Linked DNA regions of Mus musculus: region 1 is linked to region 2. Evidence: chromatin loops called from intact Hi-C (ENCODE). Cell type or tissue: left cerebral cortex. All regions are shown on one strand. Links, peaks and the distances in the headings refer to the core of each region. The heading gives the core; the rest is flanking DNA.

What was found. A loop is a pair of places that touch in the nucleus more often than their neighbours do. Peaks named below come from ENCODE experiments on the same cell type or tissue, not always from the same donor. Only the 100,000 strongest peaks of a DNase experiment are listed, where the experiment ranks them.
Region 1: it touches region 2 in a loop (2.2-fold over the local background); 3 of 42 quality-filtered maps call a loop at or near these places.

The regions. Positions count from the first base shown.
Region 1 is chr9:51,505,646-51,508,564 of GRCm38, reverse strand. No RefSeq gene overlaps it. Among named protein-coding and RNA genes, the nearest start is that of 1810046K07Rik, 180 kb to the right of the region's middle. In left cerebral cortex, for the core only: no CTCF peak of the experiment used is centred there; DNase peaks (open chromatin) are centred at 789 and 1,076; H3K27ac peaks cover 705 bases.
Region 2 is chr9:51,440,736-51,443,654 of GRCm38, reverse strand. No RefSeq gene overlaps it. Among named protein-coding and RNA genes, the nearest start is that of 1810046K07Rik, 110 kb to the right of the region's middle. In left cerebral cortex, for the core only: no CTCF peak of the experiment used is centred there; a DNase peak (open chromatin) is centred at 1,498; H3K27ac peaks cover 817 bases.

The sequences.
Region 1 (2,919 bases), core at 126-2,625, 65 kb before region 2:
ATATATGGACATGAATACACCTCATACACACATACATACACACATATAGATATAATTACACAGAGAGACATACACACATATACTTCTGTATTTTCATTTCCCTATTCTCTCTAGACAATCCCATCACTAAATTATGAGTCTGTAGTTGAGTCACATATTTAGTTGAAATCAATGAAGCATAAAACTCCCCTTAGACAGAAAACAAGCATCCCCGTCTCCTGAAGGGAAACCCCGCTCCTTTCATTGAGGGCATATGGGGAAGAAGAGCACAGACAGACAACCAGCACTTCAGTTGTATTACCTCAGAAACCTGAAGTGAAGAAGCAGCATTTACCAAATTACATAATTGTGTGAAAGCCAAAGAGTCAAAAACATCCAAGACTCACAGTCTGAGTAACTACTGCTCCTCACAGAAATGACCACAGAAGCTCAATGGACTGCATAGTATATTTTTTCCCAATATTCAAAACTTAGGCTATGGTCTCAAGGCATATAGCTTTCGTGAATCCTATACATGCTACTCTAGGTTTGTGTGTGTGTGTGTGTGTACATGTGTGTGCACATGCATGCATATGTGTATACATGTGTATGCGCACCTCATGCATGTGTGCAATGTGCCACAGAGACAGAACAGAGACAGGCTGTTACAGGAAGGGCACACAGCGCCTTGTGGCAACTGGATATAGTCAGGGAACTTAGAGTTAACACCCTTACTGTCAGCAGTCATATGGGAGCCCAGCCTTATTCTCAGCATTCCTAGTCTGTCATCAGTCTGCCTCACATACTCAGTGCAGTTCAGGGTCTGTTTCTCATTTAATTCTGTTCCATACATAGCACAAGTCTGAGGCATGCCCATGTTTTGCTGTTGGGGAATGAGGGTAGGTACTCTCGCCCATCACCCATAGGGGAGATAGGGAGCTGGGAAGGTAATGACCAGCTTCATGGCAAAAACCACACAGACACAACCTCACAAAGTGACATTTAATCCCCCAACTCATGAGGGACAGCACAGCCTCACATTAGCTGGCTTTCTCTGTTTCCCCCTCACAGCCAAACATATGTTCTCTGTGGACTCAACCCAGCCCATCTGAACTGGTTGCTATTTCTGTAAGAAGTGGGAGGGGGAGGTAAAATTTTCATATTTCTGTCCTCATGTGAAGCTATAAATATTCACCCACAGAAAGCCACGGGGTCTCATTTGCATGGATGATACATTAAGACCAGTTATGCTTCTGTGAGTGGAAACATCTCTCATCAACTACCCAGGTCTCAGGTGGGCTCTAGGTTCAGCCAGCTCTGCAACATGACATTGCATGACCTTGAGGACTGTATAATTCACAACCAATTTCCCATTTCGCTTATCCCCCTCCCTGACTGTTACTGTTCACCTGGCATCCATCAATACTTTCATTCAATCAGGACATTTGGTGCATTTCTTTAGAAATATTTCACTACCTTGTCTCATTTGCATGGGCCGCTTTTACCCATTATGCAATTTTAAAGTTTCATGATCATGTACCACTATCCCCTTGCATACACCCTTAATGTTCGTACCCCTCACCTTTGAAATGCTTGCCTAGCTAAGCTAACTGGTACACTAATTATAGCTACCTCTTGGCCTATGAGGGGAAAAACATATTGCCTTACTGATTAATCTAAACCTATGAGTACCATCTTCAAAAGGGCCTTCGATATTGTCCTACAGCCATCTATGCACCCCTATACTCTCTGACTTCCCATCTGATCAAGTCATCCTTCTGCTCTCTTCAAGCCTCCCTGAACCTCCCTCCCCGCAAACACCAACACACACACACACACACACACACACACACACACACACACACATGAAATGATGGCTAATCTTTGTTGTAAACTTGACATACACAGGAAAAGGGAACCTCAATTGTGGAATTATCTCCATCAGACTAGCACTGTGGGCAATGCCATCCTTACACTGGTGTGACTGAGCTGTATCAGAGAGGTAGCTGAGCAAGCCAATAAACAGCTTTTCTCTATAACCTCTGCTTCAGTTCCTACTTTGGCTTCCCTTGATGATGGAGTGTAACTTGTCAGCCAAATAAACCCTTCTCTCCCTAGATGCTTTTGACCAGAGCTTTATCACCTCAACGGAGAAGCAAACTAGATGCCCAGTCTCCATCTCAGTTACTGGCCTTGCTTATGACTCTCCTAAGTAAAATGGGCTCAATAAGAGAATTCCCACCACCTCCTACCTCTCCCTCCTTCCAGCTGTGTATCTCCTTTCTGTGTTTCTGTGCATGGGGATGAACTCTTTCTGCGCTGAGTGCTTTCCTTCTGGCCTCCATCCAGTCCCATCCCAGTATGCTCTTATCCTAAGGTTTTTAGAAACCCTATGTTCTAGGTATCCCCCAACTTTCCTATACTTCACCCATCTCTTTAAAGGTACATTTTATAAAGCAATCATAAATTCTAAATAATTTCTTCATATTTTTTCTGAACATACTTTGGTCAAGAATTTGTTCCAATTAAAGCAATCTTATCAAGTCTACACATATCACCAGACAGCTAAATGCAGTGGTCAGTATTCAATAGGTTTGTGGGTGTGTGTATGGATGACTTTAAGCCTCACTTTCTTCACATATAAACTGAGACAGTGGTGCCTACCTCTGAAATTGACTGTGAAGACTGATACTACAAGAAAAAGATTTAGCAGGAGTGCTAGGTTGCAAACAGCGCTAAGAGATTTAAGCACATTCGGAGTAAATATCTACAAACACTCTGAAGCTGCCTTAGTGTTGACTCTTAAAAGAAAGGTGTGATCACACCAGGTAACCATGCCTTGCTTTTATGCAAAGACTGCTTCCCAGTCTTTTGAAGAAAGGGTCTGTATTTTCCATTGCTAGATATCAAACATTGCACACTGATAGATGAGAATCTTTA
Region 2 (2,919 bases), core at 323-2,822:
CATTTATTCATTGAGATAAGATATCTCACACAACCTGGAGCTTGGCATTGAGACAGGGCATCTGGCCAGTGAACTCCTAGTCTTGACCTGTCTCTATCCCCTTCCATCCCCAAGTACTGGGGCTAATAGGCATATACTTCTGGCACTTATGTGGAAGTTGAGGACTGAAACTCAAGTCTTTATGCTTTCACTTTTCCCAGTGAGCCACCTCCCCAGCCCTCAGATCACTTTTAAACACTAATATCCAAGTCCAGCTAAAATGAGTGGCAATTGGGAGGTAATTCTCCGTGGGTTTCTTGTATGTCTGCACATTTTCCAAGTAGGGGAACTGATTCCCAATTACAGTGAACTACCCTTTAAAGTCCTATGAAACTACCTTGGAAACATGTCCCCTTCCAAAAGAAACATCAGGCACAATCACTGTGACATAAATACCAGGTAGGAAAGGCAGCTTTTCCTGTAATTCCAGCTTTAGAAGGCAGAAGCAGGGAGACCTCCAAAGGGGCTGGCTAGGGAGACTAACCCTATCTATGAATGAGCTATGGGTCTGATTCAAAGAGTTACTTTCTCTAGTGATGTAGCTACTAGCAAGTTGCCCTGACCTGGCGAATAACCTTTCATATGTGCTCAGGTGAGAAAAACTAATTAAGTCAGGGGACCACATATTAAACAAAGACATGCAAACATGAAGGGGGCTTATTGAGACAAGTAGAGATGAGAGAAAAGGATGGGGGCAAAATAATTAAAATCTACTATATAAATGGATGAGAACTCAAAGAGGAAAACAGTTTAGCAAAAGGAAAGACCACCCCTCAATGACTAAGGTACAAGAGCAATTAAGACTAGTGCCGGACATCAATCTCAAACATCTGCATGTGCATGCATACATACTTGCATGTGTACATACATATAATGTGCCCTCACACATACAAATACATGTTCATGCACACCACACACAAATAAAAATGGAAAAGAAAAACCACAGCATGGGTGGATATGCACACAGAGAGTAGATGTGAAGGATGGGAAGGCTCTGGTGTCTTCCTTATTTCTATTGGATATATCTACTCATTGGGACTAGACCGATAATAAAAGGAAGGCATTATTTAGAGCTTGCTTTGAAAAAGTTGCTACAATGATTCACTCTGGAGACAAACAGAAAAATAATCCTGGGGTGGGGTGGGGATGCCTTGTAATAAGCCCAAATGCTACTCTGTTGCCTTTCCACTCACACACACACACACACACACACACACACACACACACACTTATTCTACTCTTAGCTGTCACAATGAAAAATTGGCCAGAGTCACTGAGTCCAAAACTGTTCTGCATGGCATTTTCTCTGTGAAGAGCACTTGCTTCTGCAAGAGAGCAGAAATGAGTCCTGGGGAGAACAGCTGTTCCGTTCATTGCACTCTGCCACATGCTGGAGATGAAGACACGGGGCGTACACAGCATCTTCATTCCACTTGCTGATGTGCCTGGCACAAATGCCAAAGACAGCTACAAGTAGATTGCTCCCCAGGCTCCAGTGAACTAGAACATCTTCATTTAAGTCATGCATAGCCTGGAATTTTTTTTCCTTTTTTCTTTTTTCTTTTTTTTTTTAAGACGAGAAAGATGACTTTATGTGGTAGTTGCTAAGCAGCAGGGCTCTCGTGGGGGAACTCAAACATACAGCAGTTTGCAGAATCTCAGTGGGAAGCCAGGCTGTCTTCTTTAAAGCACTCTCCTCATGTGACCCTTACTATCTTCTATGCAGTCTCAGTTCCCTTGTTTGTTTTTAACTACCCACCATTCCTACACCTCATTAACTAGTGATGGACTGGAAGAGGATTTGTGTTGCTCTCTCAGCTAGCCTGGCTCATTGAGAGCCTCCAGTCAGCCTGATCTGACAGTAACAGTGAAAGTAAGGACTCACAGCCTTTCCATTACTGGGTTTTTTTTTTAATGCACAAATGGAAAACATAGAGAAGTACAAGGCAATAAAATAAAAATGCAATTTCACAACATAACGTTCAGTGATGAATTTGGTGCTATTCTATTTACAGACATGGAACAGAATTGTGACAGTGCACATCTAGATATTAGCAGGCACTTCGTTCTGATAAATACTGCTACTAAAGGTAAGAACACAATTTTGTGTCAGTTTTGCAGTGAATCTCTTTACATTACAGATTTCCATACTTGAGCAATATTTTATCACACACATGCATATACCAATTTTTTTCTATTATATTTTTAACATTTTACTAAATTTTGGCTGAATGATCCTTTAGAGAATGGTTTTACATGATTTTTGTCAATTATAATCTAAGTTAAGGTACTTTCAAAATTATTGACATCATCTGTTATTTTTTACTGTGTTAGCATATTAATTACTTTTAGATGTCATTTTTGACATTTTATATTGTTAAAATATAATCTGTTGTTAAATACATGTGTGTTTTCCTCCTGCCTTAGTTAGGGTTTTACTTCTGTGAAGAGACACCAAGACCAAAGCAACTTTTATAAAAGACAACAGTTAATTGGGGCTGGCTTACAGGTTCAGAGGCTCAGTCCATTATCAAGGTGGGAGCATGCAGCATCCAGGCAGGCATGGTACAGGCAGAGCTGAGAGTTCTACATCTTCATTTGAAGGCTGATAGTGGAAGACTTACTTCCAGGCAGTTAGGATGAGGGTCTTATAGCCCACACCCACAGTGAAACACCTACTCCAACAAGGCCACACCTTCTAATAATGTTATTCCCTGGGCTGAGCATATACAAGCCATCACACACACACACACACACACACACACACACACACACACACACACACACACCTAAAGAGGGGACCACACAAAAGTAAGAAGTAGGAATCACCCTTGAATATTTCTATCAGACCATCTCAACACTGAAAAGCAGCCCTTAGTT